Regions from separate parts of the Homo sapiens genome. Here regions 2 and 3 are each linked to region 1. The links are chromatin loops, found by intact Hi-C in ENCODE. Cell type or tissue: MCF 10A. All regions are shown on one strand.

Region 1 (8,000 bases):
CCAGGCCAACTCCCTTGACACTAGCCAAGGATTCGTTTTTACACTTCCCAGGCATCGCCCTGCTTTGCTCCAACCCCCATCCCCTGCAGTATTTGACCACGTGGCACCCACAGTTACCTAAAGTAGGATGCAAATAGGAATGCCTTGAGAGACTTGACCATAGCCCCCAAATTCCTAAGCTTATGACTTGCAGCACCTGCCCACGAGGATCGATGTGTCTTTTGGCTTCAATGGGGAGCTATTGGATTCTCCACCTTAGGAAGGTGCCCAACAGCTGCTGTGGATGGTCCCATTGTCCAGGCCTAGAACTAGTCAGAAGGGAATTTTCCCTCTCACCACCATCTTCTATGTGTTCAAGCCCAGTTGACTGGGTGTTCCCACCCATGCACTCTCTCATTTAGTGACCTTTGCTGCTGCTTCCAGCCAGGAATCTTTCTTTCCTCACACTGAAATGCCAACATCAGAACCTGGGTTTAGTCTTTGTAGTAGAATGGCTTTTGTACAGTCAGACCAGCCCTGTTTAGAAAAAGGGTTCTTACTTTTTTCTTTCTCAGAGCTCAGACTAACTCTTTAGGAATCTGTTGGGTTTGGAGAAAACTTCCAGATAGTAGGGTTGCTTAACCTTGCTTTGCTCTCTGTGGGGGGTTATACATAGATCTCCACCACACTTCCATCCTTCTAAGTCTGCTTTTCACTCTCAATTCCAGTATTGTCTCCATAGCCTTGCTACTATGTTAAATGATCATGTTCATCTATTTATGGGTTTCTGTATTGCTTCTCTCCCCTCACTAAACTGTGAACTCTGAGGACTTTGACCATGTTTTGATACATGGCAGGCACTAATTAATTTCAAATGAATGAATGAATGAATGAAGCAAAGAAACAAGCTTCATTCATTGGACACCATGAATTTCCTGGCCAGGTGCTATGTTTAATATCTTCACTGATATTGTATTATCCATTTCCTATGAGGAATAGTTCGTATTCCAGGATGAGCCATGAGAGTGCCAGAGGGTAGCAGGGTCTTCTCAAGTAGATATACAGACTCTACCCCAACATAAAGAACAGCATGTTCTGAGGCAGAGCAGGTGTGATTGCAAGGACACCAGCACATACTAGACCTTCCGAATAACTCTCCAACCTTTCTGGAAGGGGGAAAAAAAAGACAAAAACCTTTTCAACTCAGCATAAGAGAAAACCTTATCAAGAAGAAACGTTGGCTTGAATTTCCACTGAGTTAGAGCAGCTTGGGTAGGGGGATGTCTTGGAAAGCCAGATTTTCAGGGCTTGTGAATGGAAGAGGAGAGGGCAGTGTGTTAGGGTGGAGGCTGAGAATGTGCACCCAATAATGGGATGTCTCCCCGCCCTTAATCTGCAGCCTGTGCACCAGCGGTGTCCCTTGCATTAGCCTGCTGACTAAAGTCTGAATTCACATTCCAAGCAAGCAGGAGGCTCAGGGTCAGACCGTGGCTTGAATCCAGAAGTGAGTGTGAGCACAGACACTGCCTGGACAGTGGGGCAAAGGGGAATCTTGGACATTGGCCTCAAGAACCCAAGGGATGTTGCTGGGATAAGTTGTAGGGATGGGCAAGGGCATAGGAGCAGCCTAGACAAAGGCAGGTCAACCACGGAGGTGTGGGGCTCCATCCTGAGACCTGGAGTCCAGGGGTTGGGGAAGGCATGGAGGAAATGTTTCCCCAAGGCCTTGGATAGTGGGGTCAGTTTATGGGGCGCCTGTGGCTTTGCCTGTGGGTGGAGAGAGAACTGCTAAAGGCATCAAGCTCATTTGGACAAATAAAGATTTCTTTCTGAGGCTTCTTGTGTGTTCTTTAGCTCCACAGCAAGACCACCTAGTCCTGGCTGTACTTCCTCCTTGCTCCATGGTGACCAGTGTATATGCAGTTGGTGTAGATGTAAGCACTGCCCCCCCACCACCCCGTGCCACACCCGGCTCTGTGGTCCTCCCCTCCAAATGTCTCCTCAGCCGCAGGGTCCACCCATGATACTTTTCCAGGCAAGAGAGAAGTCGCCTGAAAACATTTAGCTGGGCACAGTGGCTGTGTAAAACTCCAAGGTGGTTTTAGCATCCCAAGTGAGACACATTTGCTAGTATATGCGCCTTGGAGATCCATGGTTTACAAGATAGATGGGCAGTGCAGAGAGGGGCCTCCGTGTTTTTCATATTTTGCCGCTCCCACTCTCGCAGCCTGGTGGGCGGCTTTCACTTTAAAGTTAGAAAACATTCCAGCCCTTGCCCGTTAGGGTGACTCCTGATACGCCTCATAAACTATTCATAAAACAAAGTGATTCCAGCCCGAGTTTCTTCCCCTTCTTCCTCCTCCTCAAGATTTATTTTCCCCTGCTCTGTTCTGTCCCCTCCACCTTCCTGGTTAACCCTTGGGGGCCCCACTTAATGAAGCATTGCAGCCTGATGTGGATAATGTGGAAACAGTTCCACAGGTCTGCACGTGCAATCTCAGGCCTCCTCTCCACCTCAGTCTCCTCCAGTTGTGATGTTTGTCCTTCCATGTAACCTCTGGCTATTCCCACGCCCTTCCCATCTTTTCAGTATCAAGGGCATTTGAAACTCTTTGCAGCACGGTTGCCCCTCTGCTGTCCCTCTTGACCCAAATATCTAGGGCCTGGAAAGGCCTGAGCAGACAGTTGGCTGTGTTGCCACAGGATGTCCCAGGTTCTTCCTCTGCCCACATACACAGGGAGTGACTTTTAGAGAAAGGTCATGGGACTAGAAATGAGAGTTGCAATTGGTGCATTCTCTCTTTAACCGGTTGCATGCTTAGTGAATGAAAGGCTTTGCAGGACAATCACAGGAACATGCAGACCTGGGTTCAAAGCCTGGCTTGGCCAATTTCTTGCTGAATGATCTACCTAGGCTTTAGTTTCCCATCTATCCACCCATTCATCCATCTGTCCATCTATTCACCCACCTACCTACCAACCGCCCATTCACCCAGCCACCCACCCACCTACTCATCCATCCATCCATTCAGCTATTCATCCACCCACTCATCCATCCATCCACCCACTCATCCGTCCATCCATCCATCCATCCATCCATCCATCCACCCACCCACCCACCCACCCACCCATCCATCCATTCATTCACATGTTCATCCACCCACTCATCCATCCATCCATTCATTCATCCACCCATTCATCCATCCATCCATGCATATAGTGATTCATCCAATAATTAATGAGCACCTACTATATGCTAGGTCCCATTTTAAGCACTTAAGACTTGGCAGTGATAAAGCCCATGAGTTTCTGTCCTCCTGGAGTTGATATATGAATGAACTTGGAAGAGTAAGAGGACTTACCTTACCAGTTGTTGTAAGGATTAGAAGATAAAACATGTAAAGCATTTGTTAGGTAGACCATATGAAATTGCAGTTTTGTGGATCAAAGATGTTTGACTATCAATCAGTCCATCGGAATCAAGCCAAGAGTGAAGTGTCTAGCACATAGTCCTCAAAGAGCAGGAAGTTAACATATTATGCACAAAAGGCTTATATACTCTCCGGCAAGAATGAAAAGATCTTCCAAATGTCTAGTTCATTTAATGAGACATGCAGTTTAAATCAGGTATTATTTACAGCTCATTTTTTTTATTAAGTGTTATGAGCCCATGAAGTCTCGAGAAGCAGCAGACAGGAAGTAGCTTGTTGAGTTTTACCCTAAGTTTTAATGCTCCGTATGCCAGATTGTATGACCAACATTTCAAAATATTCTGACCCTTTTCTTGAGTAAATCAGCAGAGCTTAAAACAGACTTTGCATTATTCAAAGCATCCGTAGGGGAGGGGTGGGTGAGGAGGAAGACCTTGTGTTAAACATTTATGTCTCACTGCTGAATAGCAAATGTAACCTATCTTTACTAAAATCTCCCTAAATGGTTGAAATAAATTTCATACAATGAGTCTATTTTTCCCCCCTCCAGAAAATATACAAAGGCAGGTGTCTAGACTTCCTGGTGTGTAAAAAAAAAAAAAAAAAACCCTCCAAAACGCAGTTTTTAATGTTTACTTGTTTTCAGGTGCAGTTAGGGTTGTTAAGAAAACATTGACTAAGCTTCCTAGGGATTCACGTTGCTGCGGTATTTGGCTTTCCAAGGCTTTAAGGCAGTTACCAAGCAGCAATCCTATGACTCAGTGGTTGAGAGCCTGGGCCTCCTAGCCAGAGGACCTGGCTTTGAATCTTGACTCTCCCACTTTCTAGGAGTGTGACCTTGGACAATTTTTTTTTTTTTTTAAATCTCTGAGCCCCAGTTTCTTCGTTCATTAACTGAATATGTTGATGGTCCCTAATGCAAAGGTTCTTTTGAAGAACAAGTGAGAGAGTACTTGTAAAGTACTTATTAAAGTGCTGAGCATATATTAAGCAATAAGTTATTGTTAATATGGGTACTGTGATCAGTGATATTCATGTTGTTATTATTCTGGGAGTATATTCAGCATCCATCTCTTTAATCAAAACTTAAAAGGTATATAATTCCTTTATGAGAATTTGTCACCTTCTGTTTGGCCACAGTTAATTTTTTGCCCTTTTATGCTCAGCTCAAATCCCTCAAATCTCAGTGATTCAAGTGGACTGAGTCACTTCTGGGCTCCAGCTGATCTTGAATAATGAGACACACCATGGTATGAAAAGTGAGCCTGAAGAACCCTGAAAGCATTTCTGAGTTGGATGAGATTTGGCTAGAAAAACATCCTGTACTTATGACTTGCAACATATGGCTTAGAAAGTATTTTTTCTATAACGCCTCTAATATATATGCAGAAGACACAAAGAGGGCAACTCAATATCACAAAAAAGTAAGTTCAACCTCCTTTCTGCCTTCTTGAGAGATGGCCATTGTTTAATATGAAGTATTGCAAACAACAGTACTTATTTTTATAGCAGTTATTTAAGTATTTTTCGGGCCTCTTTTACATGGTAAGCACTGTTTTCAGCTAACACCTTGGACTCTTACTTCTGTATCACAGAAATGGAAAGGTCTTTCTAAAAAACCAATAACATCTTAGGAAGAACAAAAAGAGTTCTAGATATGTGAAAGCAATTCAGAGTCCTCTTGCTTTTGCCTGGCACAAATCAGGAATTGGGCTGGTTGTGAGGTCCTTTGGTCACCTGTGAGGTTGAACACTCTATCTTAGAAACTTAACTCTCATCTTTCCTTCCACCCAGCCACTTCGTACCACACCCTTGAGCACTTGTAGAGGCATCTGCTCCAATATTCCCAACACTGGAAGGGATTAAGGCAGGTGCTTCTCTGAGAGTTCTAATTCCTGTGGTGTTTGAGCTACTTAAGAATTAATCCTGCTGCTTCCCTCTCCTTTGGGCCTCCTGGAGGTTATCCTCTAACCAGAAGCAGGACACATCTTAGGGTCTGTTTGTCATTGAAAAGAAACACATGTGGTAGGAACAACTGTACTTTCATGTTTGCTTAGGATTTATCCAGAAAGTTCCTTTTTGCTTACTAGCTGATATGGTTTGGCTCTGTGTCGCCACCCAAATCTCATCTTGTAGCTCCCATAATTCCCATGTGTTGTGGGAGGGACCAAGTGGGAGATGATTGAATTATGGGGGTGGGTCTTTCCTGTGCTGTTTTTGTGATAGTGAATGGGTCTCAAGAGATCTGATGATTTTAAAAATGGGAATTGCCCTGCACAAGCACCCTTTGCCTGCTGCCATCCATGTAACATGCGACTTGTTCCTCCTTGACCTCCACCATGATAGTGAGGCTTCCCCAGCCATGTGGAACTTTAAGTCCAATTAAACCTCTTCTTTTGTAAATTGCCCAGTCTTGGGTGTGTCTTTATCAGCAGTGTGAAAACAGACTAATACACTAGCCAATAACAGTACTAAATCTTTGGAGTTTGGGGTGTTGTGACCAGGATAGTATTGTCCCCCAGACAAAATGTTGCTGAGTGGTTTATGGTGCTTATGAAAATTGGTGACATCTAAGGTTATTTACCTCATTAGGTTTGATGGGTCTACTTACCAGGGAGTGAGAAATTCCTAAGGAAGTTAGAAGAATATATTTCCTTATCATAAAAAATTATTAACCCCATCTCTTCCCCTGGACATGTGATAATGAACAAGATGGATACAACTCCTGCTTTTAAAGAGTTTAGATATTAGGGCTGTGCTGTTCAATATGCTAGGCACTAACTGCAGGTGGCTATTTAAACTTAAACTAATCCAAATTAAATGAAATTCAAAACTCCATTTCTTAATCATACCAGGCCCACTTCAAGTACTCAGTAGCCACACGTAGCTAGTGGCTGTCATTGTGGACAATGCCAGAATAGAGTGTCTCTATCTTTGTAAGAGTTCTGTTGGACAGTGCTGGTTTGGAAGGATGTACAGATAGGTAAATATCAATTACAAAAGAGCACATTAAATGTGATAATGAGAGAAATACCAGCAGCTGTGTGGGATCCCATATGGGCACTAATATATTTAGACTCCCTTGGCTGCAAATAATGGGAAAAGAACACTCTCAGCTATTTATTGACACCATTGTCTGTTTAACAAACCACTCTAAAATTCAGTGACTTAAAACAATAAGCATTTATTTAGCTCATGAGTCTGTGGGTCAGAGATTTATACTGCTTGACCAGCTTTGGGGGTTCACACCTGCAATCCCAACACTTTGGGAGGCTAAGATGGAAGGATTGCTTGAGCCCAGGAGCTTGAGACCAGCCTGGGTAACACGGCAAGACTCTGTCTCTATTTTTTTAAAGAAATTTATACTGGGCTTGATTGGGTGATCCTTCTGTTCTTGATTGAGCTCATTCACATGTCTTGGGGTCAGCTGGTTATTGGCTGGGGTCACATTGGCAATTGGGCCCTGTGCCTCTCATCCTCTAGCAGGCTGGCTCTGGCATATTCCCATGGCAATAACAGAAGTGTGTGAATGAACAAGTTCTATCACATAAACACATTTCAAACCTCTATTTTTGCTGGCTAACATCCTAATCGCTAAGGAAAGTCACAAGGCCAGCCCAGATTCAAGGGGAGGGGAAATAGATTCTGACTCTTTATTAGAGAAACTGTAAATTCACAAGGCAAAGGCATGCATCTAAGGAGTAGTACCAGATTAATCTATTATAACACTTCAAACTGGCTTAACTTTGGAAAGTCATTTACTGGCTTGTGAAATTCAGAAGACTAAATAGTCCAGCTTCAGCCGTGGCTGGATGCAGGTGCTCAAATAACATGGTTAGTGATCTGTTATAATCCCTCAGCTCTGCTTACCACTGTTTGGTTTCTTTTTCAAGCAGTCTATCTCCAACTGGTGGCAAAGATGAATTCTAGACTCATCACACTAGCTTCACAACTCAGCAGAAAAAAATCCTGGGATTGATCTCATTGGCCTGGGTTGACTCATGTGGCCATCTGTGAACCAGTCACTGAGCTTGAGGGATGGAGTGCTCTCACTTGCCAGATGTGTGCAGATCCCTGGAGCTGGAGAAGGGAAGGGATACATGGAAACCAGGGGAGAGATGGTTCTTCCAAGGAGCATTGGCATGCTCTTTCCAAAAAGAGGGTAAGGGATGAATGGAAATGATAGATTTCCACTACAGGCAGACACTGGGACTGGGGGCGGGGTGGGGGTGGGGCGGTTTATGTGTGTGCTTCATGCTAAGATGCTGCAAATGAGGAAATACAATGCTGAGGGCAGGTATAAGACCCCGGAAGATCTGTTTGCAGTAGAATGTGATAGACTCATGGTAAAGCTAGAGTGACAAAAGAACAAAAAAGAAGTTAAAGAAAAAATGATGAAAAGGAAGTGAAGTAAGAGAATGAGATGGAAAGAAAAATAGTAAAGAGAGAAAGCAATTAAGAGAAAGAAGAAATGTGGAGAGAGAGAGGAGAGAGCTTTAGTACAGTCTTCTGTAAAGAAAAAAGCTCATAGGTAGATTCTTTCTTAACCCCTCCCATCTCTACCAGAATAGATTCCAAGTGGTAAGTTTC
Region 2 (8,000 bases), 140 kb after region 1:
TATACACAATGGAGTACTATTCAGCCATAATAAAGGAATGAGATCTTGTCATTTGCAACAACATGGATGGAACTGGAGGTCATTATGCTAAGTGAAATAAGCCTGGCATAGAAAGACAAACATTGCTTGTTCTCATTTATTTGTGAGATCTAAACATCACAACAATTGAACTCATGGAGACAGAGGGTAGAAGGATGGTTACCAGAGGCTGGGAAGGGTGGTGGGAGGATGCCAGGGAGATGGAGATGGTTAATGGGTACAAAAAAAAAATAGAAAGATTAAGATCTAGTATTTGATACCACAACAGGGTGACTATAGACAATAATAATTTAACTGTACATTTTCAAATAACTAAAAGAGTATGATTGGATGATGGTAACACAAAGGATAAATGCTTGAGAGGATTGATACCCCATTTTACATAATATGATGATTGTGCATTGCATGCCCATATCAAAACACCTCATGTACCCCATAAATATACACACCTACTATGTACCCACAAAAATTAAAATATAGAAATTATTAAAAACCCAAAATACCAGGTAAACTTCTTTTACATTCCAGGTTCCTATGATCCTATTGAAATCTCCAGAATTTCAAATACATTAATTATCATAGTTTAATATCAAGAGGAAAACTGGAGTTTTTTTTTTTTTTTTTTTTTTTTTTTTTTTTTTCAGACGGAGACTCACTCTGTTGCCCAGGCTGGAGTGCAATGGTGTGATCTCGACTCACTGCAACTCCTGCCTCCTGGGTTCAAGCGATTCTCCTGCCTCAGCCTCCTGAGTAGCTGGGATTACAGGCGCATGCCACCGCACCTGGCTAATTTTTGTATTTTTAGTAGAGATGGGGTTTCACCATGTTGGAAAACTGGAGTTTTACATCTAATATAGGAAACTATCTGGTAATGAGTTATGCTTCTGCAATAGTATTTTAGACTTGATTCAAAAGCATAACAAATTAATAGTTATCCTTACTAGATAATGTGTAGTATATGTGTGTGGTTATATATAAATGGATATATATGCACTAACACACACACACATATATATACATACACACATACACATGTATACACACACACGCAAGTTACTATTCTTATTTCAATATTTCAGACAGGAAAACTGATTAAATAACTCATCCAAAGTCACTTTGCTAGTAGTAAAGGGTAGAGCTGGGACTCATGTTGTAGTCTGCATGATCCCAATGTCTGCACAAATATCCACTTCCCTATAATACCGGTGCCCATGGCCAGCCCCTTCAGAGTGCCCTCTCCTTTCAGTCATCAGCTGTAAATCCAGGAGCCACAACTGAGTCTGTGCTGAAATGGGGAAGGAGTTCGGAGTCTGGGTGCCCTGAAATCTATAAAAGGTTCAGGGAACTTTGAGGTGAGAGGTTATGAATTAGCCTCCCAGACCAAAGGGAGTGCTTCCCATTTGTTAATTTGATTTTGTTTAGGTTACTGAGCCATGATTCATCCTTAATTGCATTGTTTCAAATGACTAAATAGTCTAAGTATTAACCAACTGCTGAGTGGTTGCCCAGCTTTGGTTTAAGTGGGACATCTTCAGCTTAGGAGTCATTAAAATCAAAACACTGTTGGGCTTCCAGTGGGGTATTGGGTCATCTGCCCACTGAAAGATGGTCCTGGTGCCTGGTGGAACTCCAGAAAATGGAGAATGTATCCCTTCTGTCCCTGTTGCCTGTGTGGGAACTGGACCTCCCACTTCATGTGGGGTTGAAAGTTCCCATAGATGGAATGCCAGAGGACAGACTAATCTGATTCAATAGATAGACATTCCTCCTGACTGTGGACCTTAGCAACGCACTCCACCAGAAAGGTTTTGAAAAAAATTTTTTTTTTGAAATGGAGTTTCATTTTTGTTGCCCAGGCTGGATTGCAGTGGTGCGATCATGGCTCACTGCAGCCTCTGCCTCCCGGGTTCAAGTGATTCTTCTGCTTCAGCCTCCCAAGTAGCTGGGATTACAGGTGTGTGCCACCACGCCCAGCTAATTTTTTTTTTTTTTTTTTTTTTAGTAGAGACAGGGTTTCATCATGTTGGCCCGGCTGGTCTCGAACTCCTGACCAGCCCGCCATGCCCAATCTGAAGTCTGATAATGCATAGGAAGATTTCCAGATTGAAATTATTATTCTCAGAACATGTTCTACTGGGCCTCAGATTCCTTTTCTATCAAATGGGAGTAATGTCAGCTCTACCCTTTACTCCGCTGTGTGAGCAGAGAAAATGACATGATCTCTTATAATAAGCTTTGGAAACATTTTTCAAACAGCTTATCAAAATGTAAAATATTGTTGGTTGAATATAAATCTTTTTCAGCACATTTGTGGGTGTCATGAGTCTTTGACTATGAAATCTATTTATGTTTAATTCCATATTACATTCCCAGCCCTATATTTTAAACTAGTAATTCTGAAGTATCCCGGCAGCTTGTGAAAGACTGTCAGGAGCTGAGAAAGGATGTGAACTTGGGCTTCATTCATGGTTAAGTTTCTAAAACATACAGGTTGGAAGTGAAAGAGGCTGTCATGGTAATGACTATATCAGGGCGATGGGCAAGTTTGGTTTGAACCATGGTTTGAGGGTATGACACACTCCACATGCTAGATTGATGCTTCTCACACTTTAGCATTCATAAAACTACCTGGAAAAGCTTGTTAAAATACAGATTCCTGGGTCTGATGCTTGGAGACTCTGATTCAGGGGGTCTGGGATGAAACCAGAGACAGGGCATTTCTAACCCAGCCTTAGTTGATGCTGATGCTGCTGGTCCACAGTCCATAGTTCAGGTAGAGCTGTTCTAGGTGAATCCTCTGTAGGACTGCAGCTACTAGGATTGGTCTAACCAGTCCCAGACCCTTCATCTACCAGGACAGCTGGCTAATGCCCCCAAGGAACTCTGTCATCTCAGGAACTGCCAAGCCAAACTGCCCCCCTTTCCATTCGTTCTGAGAGAGTGAATGGCTCCGGGAGTAATCTCCCTGTCTCAGAACACTCTTATGACCACACATAAATTTACTTTAAAATAAGCAAGGCGTGAACATGTAAGAATCCACTTAACATGAAGACTGACAGATTTCAGAATAATGTCCTTGTACTACAAATACCCCCACCCCAGGAAGGATTGCAGAGGGCTTAGAAAAGAAAGCCTGGATGGATATCCACATCTGTCAGTGAGACAGAGAGACAGGCTCAGTCACTCTATCTTCCTCAGAGCCTCTCCCTGATCTTTGGGAAAGGGGAGTGAACAACGGAACTGTGAAAAGAGCCCTTTTGACTCTTTTCACGTACTAAGCTCCTGAATCACGCTGGTGTGCTTCAGACATAGCAACACTCTTTAAGGCGGAACATCTGGACAGGGCAAGAAAGGGATCGGCCACATGGACTGGTGGCCTGCTCCAGATGTCTCAAAGGAATAAAGACATTCCCTCGTACAACATCAGAATCATTTGAGCATGCTACAAAATGTGTTTAATTTTGAATCTGAATATAGGTTAAAATGTCCATGATTTAAGTCAATAGCAGGAAGACCTGACACTGAGGGACTATGACAATAAAAATTCCTAAGGAGGACACTGACTTGGAGGAGACATTTGCAGTAAATTACAACCATGTTAGGAACATCAGGCTCATAGTTGGTGGAGCATTTGGCTGTGGGTTTTATTAATTTAGCTAAATACTAATATGCATATCTAAGTTCATTCACTCTCCGGATTAGCACAGTATTGTAACAGCCTTATATAGCATTAGCCTAATTTGATACACAAGTATTAACATGAAAGGGGATCCCTTTCGTGACAAGGTATTATTTCTATAGCAATTTAATATTTTATTGGCCTGAGACAATCCAGCGCCAATTTGCTTCCCTCCCCAAATACAGCATAATAAACATGGGCTTCTTTGTTGTAGCTGTGGTTTAAGGACAGCCACAGTGCGGATAGGGCATGAAGTTTTATTCCCCCGCTCCCCACATCAAACCTCTGTGTCTTCCTCACCATCAGAGGCCCATTGGCATTGTTGATGGTCTGTTTGCATACCTTTCTTTCTTGCCTAAGGGAAGTCAGATGGGATATTTAAGATCCTCCCCAACTTCCAGATTCTAGGATTGAAAACAGAGCAATAATGTGCCTGCTGCATCCCAAGTCGGGAGATGACTCACCCTTCCAGACTTCCTGGAATCCCCATGGAAATGGGCTTGCATCTTATTTAAATGGAAAAGTACAGCCATGACGAAAAAGGAAAATGTCGGTCAGGGTCATGTTGGTGTCAAGGCGCTAGGAAAAAGATAAAGGTCGGCATATTTTTCTCAGAACAGAAGCCTGCTGACCTATTCCCCCAGAGCAAGATCTCTTGCCCTCCTGCCCCCTACTGAAGAACAGTGTGGGTCTGGGACTGAGAGAGAGACCTTGCTGGCCTGGAACACAAGAGATGGCTGCCACTGCTGCCCCAGCTTCCCCTCCCACAGGGGCATGTGCCCAACCTCCTCTTTCTAGAGCCCCTGACCCTGACCTTGGTCAAGCCCTCCTTACCTCTTGCAGTAGACTTTAAATTGAATTTCCTTGTCTCCAGTGTTTCTCCTGTTAATCCAGCTTCCACCCTGCTGCACAATAATCATTTAATAGAAGAGTTCTGAATAGGACACTCCTCTGCTTCAAAGATTTCCGTGGCTCCCCATTGCCTAGAGAATAAAATTCAAATTCTTGTAGTTCTTAACGTCCTGGCTATGTTCGCAGCTCCCTCTTCCACCTCCGTCCTCCCTCTAAGACTCACTATTTTCTTCTGCTGCTTCAGCAAATCCAGGACTCCAAATGTCCCATGGCCGTCTCCATCTCAGGGCCTTTGCTCATCTGGGTTCCTGCTGCAGGGAATTCTGTCCCTTGTGCCTTTTGGACCACTATTCTACCTCTAAAGCCAAGGTCTGATTCCCTCCTTTCCAGAACATTTTCCCTATGCCACCTTAGTCTATTTTTGTTACTATAACAGAATAAGACTTACACAAAGTAAGACTGTGTAATTTCTAAAGAAAAGAGGCTTATTTAATTCATGGTTGTGGAGGCTGGGAAGTTCAAGATCTGGCAGTCCATCTGGTGAGGGCGTCAAGCTGCTTCAACTCATGGCAGAAAGCAGAAGAAAGGAGAAGCTCTGTCTCTCCTGAGAACGAATCCATTCCCAGTAAAACTAATGCAGCCTCTCAAGAAATCCATCTTAAAAACCTAATCACCAGCTGGGCTTGGTGGTTCATGCCTGTAATTCCAGTACTTTGGGAGGCTGAGGTGGGCGGATCACGAGGTCAAGAGATCAAGACTGTCCTGGCCAACAGGGTGAAACCCTGTCTCTACTAAAAATACAAAAATTAGCCAGGCGTGGTGGCTTGCACCTGTAGTCCCAGCTACTTGGGAGGCTGAGGCCGGAGAATCGCCTGAACCCGTGAGGCAGAGGTTGCAGTGGGCTGAGATCGTACCACTGCACTCCAGCCTAGAGACAGAGAGAGACTCCGTCTCAAAAAATCAAAAAACAAAAAACAAACCAAAACAAAGAAACCTAATCACCTCTTAAAGGTACCACCTCCCAACAGCACTACATTGGTGATTAAATTTCAACATGAGTTTTGGCAGGGACAAACCACATCCAAACCTACTGAGAATTAGTCACTTTTGGACCCCTATATTTGGTCTTCTAGTCTATTTAGTTATGTGCGTTATTGGCCTCCCCAGTAGACTCTGCAGTCTTAAAGAAAGAGCTTGGTCCAGGCCACTAATTTTCTATAATCTGCAATCTTTTATATCCTTATATCTTTGAAAAAGTATCTATTATTTCTAAATGAAAATTTTGCCTATGTAGACTCACAGGACACGTGAGTCAGAGGGATGTTATCAACTATTGGTGACGGCAAGTCATTGCATCCGGGCCTATATCCCGCTCTGTAGCTAAGGCAGACAATGATCATCAATCATGGTGGTCTTTCCAATGACCCCAGATGTAACTTTCTGATCCTTCCAACCCGGTGCTCCTAGCAGCAACCATTAATCAATCAGAGTTGATATTTACTTGCCATCCCCTATCTAGTTTCTTAGCCCTTATTTTCCAATTTCCTCCCCCCTCTCCTTTATGGCTGGTATTGCACAGCAGTCTTACTGGAAGCCCTAAAGGAAGTTCGTGCTGTAAAAGTTGAAATTTTTGTCTGTTCTTTTAAAAGCCTCCAGCAGTGAGGTAGGTCAGAGTTTGGGGAGAAATCCGAGATGTTCTTCTATTGGGAAGATTCACCCAGCTCTCCTTTAACTTAAAGGAAACTCAGTGCAAAGTCTAGTTCAGCCAATTAGCTGCACTGGTTGGTTAAAGCTAAAAGAAGATGATCAGTGTTCATGTTTAACTTTATAATATTGATATAGAACCCATAAATGCCACCTCAGCTCTTCAACATTGAAGAATAGGCAACAAAGTTTTCTCCTTTGAAATGAAACTACTATATTTCTAATAAAGAAAGGAGCCACATTTAGGAGAATTTTACAAAAACATTTCTTATCTTTTCCAACAAGTCTCTCTCCATTTGAGGAAAAGCCCGGTGATATTAAGGAACCCACTGATAGCTCCACAGGTGTATTCACCCACCCAAGGCAGGGCCACCAACGGGACTGGATACACTCACTGGCCTGTGGCCTCTGAAATTCGTCCTGAAGCCAAACTCCTTTTAGGCAACATGACATGATCAAGGCCAAAAACAGACATTCCCCTCAAGTAGGGGTTTTAATTACTTCGTGTGGTACCAGAATAGAAAATTCTAGAGAATTCTTTCCCTTTACTTCAGTAAACTTAGCAACAATGAATTCAAACTAAAGGGAATCACATTTTGACTGTACTCAGTGGATAAACTTCCACATTTATATTTACTGACACCCATTCAGAGCCAGATGTGGTTGTCTATCCTGGAGTTATAGCAGCGATTTACCTTGAAGAAAGCCTGGTCCCTGGAGAACTTCCATCCACTGCACGAATGCATGCTGCAAATGACATTCACATTCGTGATTTCCAGAAAAGGACAAAGAAGTACGACTTACACTGTGCAAGCAAACAAAACAATAACACTGGTCAAACATTATTTCCCATTGATGTGAGTACTGGAATTCCTCTAAATGTGCCCCAGCTTGGCTCCTCCTCTCATCCCTTCCCTTGATAACTCCTGTCCACCTGTAAGAATTCCTGCACTTACTGCCACATTTGAGTGTCCCCCTCTGTTACCTTCTGCCTCCCAAACCTGATGAGTGAGCCCTCTGCATCCCTGTACTGCCCTGTTATTTCCAAACTCCCCTTCAACACTGACAATGCATAGGAAGATTTCCAGATTAAAATTATTATTCTCAGAACATGTTCTACTGGGCCTCAGATTCCTTTTCTATCAAATGTCCTTCAAACTGTCCCTGTCCTATTGATTATTGTTAACTCTCTCACCAGTATATTGCTGGAACATTACAATTGTTGAAGAAATGCTTATTGAAGGAATGCGTTTAATGAAGCTGTTAATATTTAGAGAAACCTTTCTTTAAAAGAAGAAAAATGGCTGAGTTGAAAATCACTGAACTATCACTCAATTCCATTTTCCTGTTAAAGATGGACAGACAGCACAACACACACACACACACACACACACACACACACACACACACACACACACACAACATAGAAATAGTTCTTTCCATGAAGTTTCTTTAGAACTTTACTGTATGACTCTCATTCTGTTGACTGTGGTCAGAATTATGTTTTCATCTTATGCAGTTTATCTAGTCTTCCGTACCAGGCCGTACCGTATGTATTCTTCAAGGTCAAGGACTGAGTATTTCATTTCACCTACAGCACCCTCTCAAGTAGAATTACCATGTGTCTTCTTGCTACAGAGTTCTCTCTCTTTTCTCTCTCTCTCTCTCTCTCTCTCTCTCTGGATCTCATTTAAAAAAAAAAACACAACAAATAAAACGTGAGGCT
Region 3 (8,000 bases), 450 kb after region 1:
AGTCTAGGAGAGGCATCCTAGAGTTTTCAAATCACTCTGCAGAGGAGGATAACTAATTATCACATGGGACAGGACAGTCCTCACCTTGACTGGGGGCAAAAAAAAAAAAAAGAGCTTTGCTGAAAAGCGAAAGCTAGAAATAACTTATCAGTAAGACAATGAATATATTAAGTTATGTAGTGGAATTCTATATAGTAATGCAAATAAATGCGTTAAAGCTAAATGATCAACACAAATTTCAAAAATATAATGGGTGAAAACACAAGTTGTAGTACATATATACTTTATACACATATTGTATGTATTATAATATAGTAATTCATACAATATACCATAAAGTTTAATATATATTTTAAAATAATAAAATTAATGCTACATATTGTTTATAGATACCTACATATGTAGGAATAGCATTAAATTATTGAGAATAATGAACAAATACAGAAGGTCATTCTCTTTGGGAGGGAAACGAGGCTGAGCAGGGACCCAGGGGCTTCAACTTTATCTATAATGTCTCATTCCTTAAAAAGCACCTGGAGTAAGTGTGGCAAAATATTACGACTGCATAAAGCTGGATGGTGACTACAAATGTATTATTCATATTGTCTCTATACTTTTGTTTTTTAAATATGTCCTTAAAAAGTCAAAGACAATGACACATTGGGCTCACAGGATGTCCATCTGATCCTTTCCCCACCAGGGCATATCCCAAAAAGTAAATCCATTCTATGGAGATGTCATTTAGTAGCTGGATAATCTCCTTACACCTCTCATAGGATTAGATATGTAAAACACTTTTCAGGTCATTGAATACATGATGCTTGTTAGAGGTGGGGGCAGATATCATGATCAGTTTTAGTGGCTCTCCCCTGCCCAAACTGTGAGAGTATAGGGTCTGTTCCTGCTTTTGAGGGACATCCAGGGCTGCCACTGCTCTTCCCTCTTTTGCACCAGCTGAGAGATTTCCTACTCACTGAACTCCCCTAGAAGGGGATGCTTGGTAGGCAGGGCACTCAGCATGTACCACACTGAGAGGCTACGTGTCCCCGTCGTGACCCTACTCTTGGGAGAACCAGGAGATCTAGATATAGCCTTGAATGAGGCACAATCCTACTTCCAGCCTTGGTTTCTCATTTGCAAAATAAGGGAGATATGCAAATATTTACAGTCCCTTCCCAGTTGTAACATTTTCATCCTATTCAGTTGCTTGACTAAATGGTTCAGAAGGGGACAAAGCCCAATGCAAACAGCTAAACCAGGATTGGGGATTCTGTACAATTTTCCATAATCCACATTCTTTCTCCTGTTCCTACAGGAAGCAGATATTTGATTAGATTTCATGTGACTGATAATCTCTGCCAAAGCAAAGCTTCCCTTAACAAGTGAGGCCAAAAAATGTTTTGAGTTCATTCCCCACCATCACCCCTGAAGGCACAGCACACTTTTGAAAGCATACTCACACTGGAGCAGAGGTTCTTTGCCTTTTAGGTAGAGCTTAATCGCTTCTAACTGAGACAGATGGCGGTGCTCAGGGTGTAGGTCAGTGTTGCAGTAGGACCTAAGAACATGACATGGCCCAAAACAAGAGCATGTCAATATTTACAGCATCTGCTTCCTTTGCCTTGGAATCAGGAAAACTGGGCAAGGGAGCACAAACCATGTGGAATCAAAGAGGGCAATGAAGGATGCCATGGTCAAGGAGGGATGGTTTAATTCTTACCATTCATCTGCCAAGGACACATCGGGATGTTCTAAGTCATGCAGGCCTGGGGGTCAAGGAGAAGGGGTTCATGAATAAGTATCACTCCCCCAGTCCTCCTGTGTGCTTCAAATATTCTAGGGTAGGGCTGCGGGGTGGGTTAAGGGTAGACATCAACCCTAAGGGACCTGCCTTGGAGCAGCAGGTTTATTTTCTGAGGAAAATAAACGAGTTCCCTTCCAGGCAGGACTCTCTCCCCATCTCTACCTCACTCAGCCCAGCACTGCCACCTTCCCTGGCTGTTCATCCCAGGAAAACCTTAACCCCTTGAAGATAGAGGATACACAAATGAGTCCGGAGGGAGAAGCTTAACAGGACTTTAGAAACACTCTCTCTGGTGCTCCATTTAGTCTAAGTTGGGAACCGGGCTAGGCCACTGACCTCCTGTGTGATGTCAACAGGTTATTTTACTTCTCTAAACGTCAGTTTCTTCATGTGAAAAGCAGGAATAGTAGTCCCTAATTGATGTGTGGTTGTGAGGGTGAAATCATAGGTTGAACAATATGAAGTCGTCAATACTCAACTGTTTTTGAGCAGCAAAGATTGCTAGTTGTTACAGGATCCTAAGTGAAAACGGTCATCCGCCTGGGAAGGAAACTAGGGGAGCTGGGGCTTGCATGGAATCTGGGAGTTTTAATAGAAGGTTCCAGACCATCCTAACTCTGCAAGGATAACTGTTTCATTGCACTTTCACATGGCTTGATCTTAATGGGTTATCAGCAGACATACACTTCTGAATGATGACCTCGGGAACTCCCATGATGCTTATAGCCTGTTTTGGGAAGTTAGTTTCTTAAATGACTGATAGTATCTTACTGCACTCAGGACTCCAGTTTCCATCTCAAACACAAATCTATAAAAGAAGTAGCAAAATACTAGACCTATCACACAATTCTGCTTGATTTTACAGAAAGTAGAGAATACATTAGAATGAACATCATTGCATATGATCCAAGTGGGCATACCCACGCTCCAACACCTACAGGCTGAATGACCTTGGGGATGTCATGTCAGCTCTTTGAGTTATATCTACCATGAGATACAAGTAATACTGCATAGCTCACAAGTGCCAGAAAACAGTTAAATGGGACAGGGATTAGTCCCTAGTACAATCCATCTATCTGTGCAGCCTTTCTTCTTTTTTTCCTTTCCTTCTTCCCAACCAAACAACTTTCCTTCCTTCCTTTTGCCCTCCTCCCATTCCTTCCTTTCTTCCATACTTTTACTGAGCATCTGCTATATGCCAGGTATGATTCTAGGCCCTGAGAATATAGCAGTGAAAAAACAAAACGAAAATTACTGCCTTCATTGTATTTAATTTCTAGTGGCAGAAAAGAGATAGTAAATTATATTAAAATTTAACTTTAGAGAATATCAGATGGTAGCAAGGGCTAAAAAGGAAAAGAGAACATGGAACAAGAACAGGGAGGACCAAGAGATAAGGAGGGTTGAAGGGAGAGAGAGGAGAGAGAGAGAGAGAGAGAGAGATTCCATTGTAACTATGGAGGTCAGGAAAGGCTTCACTGAGAAAGTGACCTGAATGAGGAAAGGAAGAGTCATGTAGGTGGCAGGAAGGGTGCTCATGGCAGAAGGAATAACAAGTGCAAAGGCCCTGAGAAGGGACTGTACCTTCCCAGAAAACTGGGTTTAGAGTGTCAAGTCTTTTTCTAGTTGCAGTTCCCATCCTCCCAACCTCATTTACAAAATCATCTCTGGCTCTATTTCACAGGACCTATAAATGACACTCAGAAAAGATGAGATCTATCGGGAAGATCTTTTTGACTGCTTCTTCTCTGGGTTCCTAGGGCACCAAGGAAATTTAATTGCTTTCTAATTCTCTCACCTCTGACATTGGTCCTTCTGATAAAAATCATATCCACTGATGACTGGAACTGTTGACAATAATGACATAAGCTCTAATTTGTTGAACAATTATCATGTGCAATACATATAAAAGATACAAAGTGGCCAGGCGCGGTGGCTCACACCTGTAACCCCAGCACTTTCGGAGGCCGAGGAAGGCAGATAACGAGGTCAGGAGTTCGAGACCAGTCTAACCAACATGGTGAAACCCTGTCTCTACTAAAAATACAAAAATTAGCTGGGCGTGGTGGCATGCTCCTGTAATCCCAGCTACTCAGGAGGCTGAGGCAGGAGAATCACCTGAACCCAGGAGATGGTGGAGGCTGCAGTGAGCTGAGATCACACCATTGCACTCCAGCCTCAGCAACAGAGCAAGACTCCATCACACACACACACAAAAAGATACAAAGTGTTGAAAAAGATTAAAAGATTCATAAGAGAAACAATTTCAGCAGGTAGAATTATAGCCCACACCTTCAATCTTGGTAATGACTTTTTATATTTTTTAGCAAAAGCTACCTATTTGCCGCCTTTGTAATCTCTGGCACTGGCAAAGCATGTGGAAAATTCCCACATTCTGTAGGCAGTTATTCCTTATTGAAGATCCTATAGAAGTATGGTTGCCAACCCCAAGGAACTCCTTCCCTCTCCAAGAACAGAAGAGAACAATAATACACCACGGCTCCTAGAGAGATGACAAGATCCTCTACTATTTGGCCCAAGGGGAAGCAGCTTTCTTAAGTTCTATTACTCAGCAAAGCTGGCAGGATTGTCAGTCTTTTTATTTACAGAGGACCAACAGAGAGAGGAAGATATGACCTCATTTGGGTGGATAAGCAGCCACTCTCCCCCTTGCTGAGGATTTGAGCTAATTTTTTGCACAGTGGTTACAGTTAGCTCTGAAATTCTCTGTGACTGCTTAGCCTCACAGCTGTGGAACATACAGGAAGATAGTGACTGAAAAAGAATCCAAAAGACAATGCAAAACAACTGTGTGTATCTGTGTCTCCATGCATGTATGTATGTATGTGTGTGTGAGAGAGAGAGAGAGAGGAAGGGAGGGACAGGCCCATGTATTGAGGATTGACCAAGGGAGCAGACGCATGAGAGGCAGTTAATATCTCTTAATAACCTCTCCTATTGTTCTGACCATGAGTTGTTTCTTCAGCGTGACCTCACATGGCTTAGACATGAATTTTCTGGCTTCATGGGCAGTGATGTCCACAGAGCCAACATGGCCCACAGAGGCAGAAAATTCTAGAAGTGAAAACATGATCCTGAAAACACATCCTGCAGAGTGTCTTGCTCAAGTCACAGAGTTGCCTGTGTTCTCTGGCATGTCTCTGGGAAGAGAGACCACATGGTTAGCTCTTTGGTGGGCACACTCTGGGTTGTGCCCAGCTCACAGTGAGCCTCTCTACTCTCCTTTCTGCCCCTATACGATCTCACAAGCACTTGGGAAGCACAAACCAACATCCCTGAAACAACACGGGCAGGGACCACTGGCAGTAAATCAGAGGCTATCTAGGGGTTTGGCGTCTCAGGGAACATCCATCTCCTTCCTCACGCCCTGTGGCATCATCTGAGGGCGCCATGGATGGCCCAGCTTCTGGAAACTCACCACATACATGTGTAATCAGTTCCGACCAATTAAAACTTTGCTTATAATTGACCTTCCCATTCCTGGCTGTCCTCCCTAAAGACATCCAGAAAGACTACTGTTCTGGGCCCACTCCTCCTCTGTGGACATGCAAAACCTAATGACCTGCAAGTGAGTCACTCAAGGCCACTCAGGGAGTGGTGCCCTTCAGAAACAATGTCCACCACCCCTGTGAGCTCCTAATGCTGGGACAGGTAACCTCTCTGAACTACTAGGGAGCTGGCAGATGAAAAGGATAGCACATGTGACAGCAATTTTAAAATTTAAAGAGCTATAACAACTGCTCCTGTTTACTGAGAGTTTACTGTGCCTCTGTGCTTTATGAAGATAAGAGGGTCTGGGAACTTCAAGGTGCTACTTACTCCCTCTGACCTATGTAAATCATTTAAATGGTCACATTTCCCTTTGGGCCAGGGCTGCCATGAAACACAAGTGAAATACGTGGCTCAACTGTGTAGGAGAGACTAAGGCTCTCATATCTCTGTTTTCATGGTTTCCCCTGGGCATGAGTTATTTCATAAATTTGTATTTCTCCCAAGTACTGATTTTTATGTATGAGAAGAATATACTTGAGGGATGATTCCTATTTACTGATACTCTGCTTTCATCCATAATGCTGTTGACTGTGAGTTACTCATAGTCAACAGCTTTGTGGATGAAAGTAGAATATAAGTAAATTAAATCACAACCATGAATCGGAACTCCTGTCATTCTGAAATCTAGGCACACCAGGGAAGAAGAAAGGTATTAAGAATTATCAAGTAGGCATTCGTTTGAGTGGAATGTCCAAGGGACTGGTCACAGGTGCGGACAGATGAACAAGTTCTTCAGCTAACTCAGTAGCTAGCTCCCGAGCTTTCCTCCCACACCAAAGGATAAGACGAGCCAGGCAGTATCTTACCTTCTTCGATGGTTACATTCCCTCGGAAGAAATATTTCCCATGACCTCTGGAAAGCGCCACACCTAAACTGTGCAGAGAGACAAAGCAAATCTTGAAATCCCTGGCATCGACTCGAATAGACTTGTGGGCTAACATTTTTTAATTTTCCATTTTTCACATTTCCATTTTATGATCTGTCAACAATTTTTCCAACTGTTTACTTTCAAAACCCCACTGATTATCACTGGTGTTGGTTTTTCTTAGGTTCAATCAGCTGCTTCAAAGTAACTTCTGATCAGAAATGCCAGCAGCAATTGGCTACTCTTTGTGTTTTCAGAGTTGTGGCAAACTGCTCGCCCTTCCAGCAAGCCCTTCTCTCAGATGCCCTCCCAAGGACCATGAGCCCTGCTCTTTATACACCCTTGTCCTGCATTCAGCCAGAGATGGGTCTCTCCAGCCCCTAGACTTTGGGACTCGGGAAATTGACCCCTGCTCAAGGGCAAAAACAAAAACTTCCACTACTACATGAGTGTAACCACATTACTGTGTTGCAGGCTTCTTTGCCCAATCCTCTCCCTAGTCTAATAGGTTTTTCACACTCACTGGCTTGATTTAAGATCCATTCCGTTTTTATCAAAAGCAAGAGACTATGTTTTTAAAACATAGTCCCTTACGTTAGAGAGACTATTTGGCAAACCCACTTAGCAGCTCATGTGGTCCTTATTTGCTCCTGGTTCCACATGGAATCCACCCATGATCCTTGGCAGTTTAGGACAACAATGCTAGAATTTATTTTTCAGATTATTCTACAGTCAGTAAACTCCTTCTCTCCTTAGCTCTGAGACGCCAGTTCAGGAATATGAAGCAGGCTTACTGAAATAATTTTTTACAAAATGAATTACAACACTAAGTTAATAGTAGTGGGAAACTTTAGAATGCTACATACACATCTGAAAGCAGCCAATGAGGCAAAGCCATTTTTCAGGACTGTTACAAAGAGAAACAACAGGATTCAAAAGTAGACAAGCACACAAGGACAGTTCAGAGAAATGGAAACAGAGGCACAACATGTAGGAATGGATATGCCACCTCCAGGTTTGAAGGATTGTTTTTTTGGTCATGGAAATAAAAGGTGAAATGGAACTCACAAAGCAGCAAGTTCAATAGTTAAGGACCCTGGTAACCCTCTGCACTTGTCTTCACCCTTAGCGGGAACCCCCAAAGCATATTTGCTTGACAATGAGATGCAAAGCCATGGCAGATTGAGTGAGTTCTCCTAGGTGAGCCTGAACCATCTCCCCCCCTTCTGGAAAACAAAAGCAGCCTGGGAAAAGCCCCTTCCTCACTCTTTCCAGCCTTTTGGCAGGGTGTTTGGTTATCTTCAGATGATGAGCTCTGAGAGTGTCAGCAGGTTTTGTACAAACACAACTGATGGGTCTGATGGAATGTCCATGTATTATGGTCAGCTCTACCTGAAAGGAGTACCCTTGATGTCTGTATAATAGTAGTCATTTGTCATCACCAAAACCCGTTTCTAGATTGAAAAAAAAAAAAAAGTCGTAGAGAAAAGAAAACATGGTTAGTCTGCTAAGTGACGTCTTCAGAAATAAATAAAAATAAATGGACACACTATGATCAGGTTAACAGTACTACATGAATCTTGTTTGAGATAAGTAAAGACAAGAGAAAAATGATCTCAGCGAAAGATATTTATTCCAGATATAGCTTTCAAAGCTAATTTTTCACAGTGGTTTGTTTTAAATTAAGCAGCAAAAATGTTTGAGAAAAATGTACCCCTTTGTCCACTGTCTTCTTCACCTCCATGGAAAACTTCCCC

The links. Peaks named below come from ENCODE experiments on the same cell type or tissue, not always from the same donor. Only the 100,000 strongest peaks of a DNase experiment are listed, where the experiment ranks them.
Region 2: it touches region 1 in a loop (4-fold over the local background); 3 of 110 quality-filtered maps call a loop at or near these places.
Region 3: it touches region 1 in a loop (3-fold over the local background); 2 of 110 quality-filtered maps call a loop at or near these places.

What each region holds. Positions count from the first base shown.
Region 1 is chr3:55,326,715-55,334,714 of GRCh38, reverse strand. All of the region lies in intron 1 of LOC124906243 (a long non-coding RNA gene), which reads left to right. Among named protein-coding and RNA genes, the nearest start is that of LINC02030, 100 kb to the right of the region's middle. In MCF 10A, no CTCF peak of the experiment used is centred here; DNase peaks (open chromatin) are centred at 4,154 and 4,644.
Region 2 is chr3:55,185,797-55,193,796 of GRCh38, reverse strand. It overlaps LINC02017 (long intergenic non-protein coding RNA 2017), which reads right to left. Exons shown (of 3, transcript NR_147142.1): 2 at 6,970-7,079; 3 at 4,583-4,701. The region is part of intron 2 of LOC124906243 (a long non-coding RNA gene); the gene reads left to right. Among named protein-coding and RNA genes, the nearest start is that of LINC02017, 12 kb to the right of the region's middle. In MCF 10A, no CTCF peak of the experiment used is centred here; DNase peaks (open chromatin) are centred at 1,586 and 4,186.
Region 3 is chr3:54,879,047-54,887,046 of GRCh38, reverse strand. CACNA2D3 (calcium voltage-gated channel auxiliary subunit alpha2delta 3) reads right to left here. Exons shown (of 38, transcript NM_018398.3): 19 at 7,958-8,000; 20 at 7,636-7,697; 21 at 6,184-6,251; 22 at 1,721-1,766; 23 at 1,461-1,558. All of the region lies in intron 3 of CACNA2D3-AS1 (CACNA2D3 antisense RNA 1), which reads left to right. Among named protein-coding and RNA genes, the nearest start is that of CACNA2D3-AS1, 18 kb to the left of the region's middle. In MCF 10A, no CTCF peak of the experiment used is centred here; a DNase peak (open chromatin) is centred at 4,366.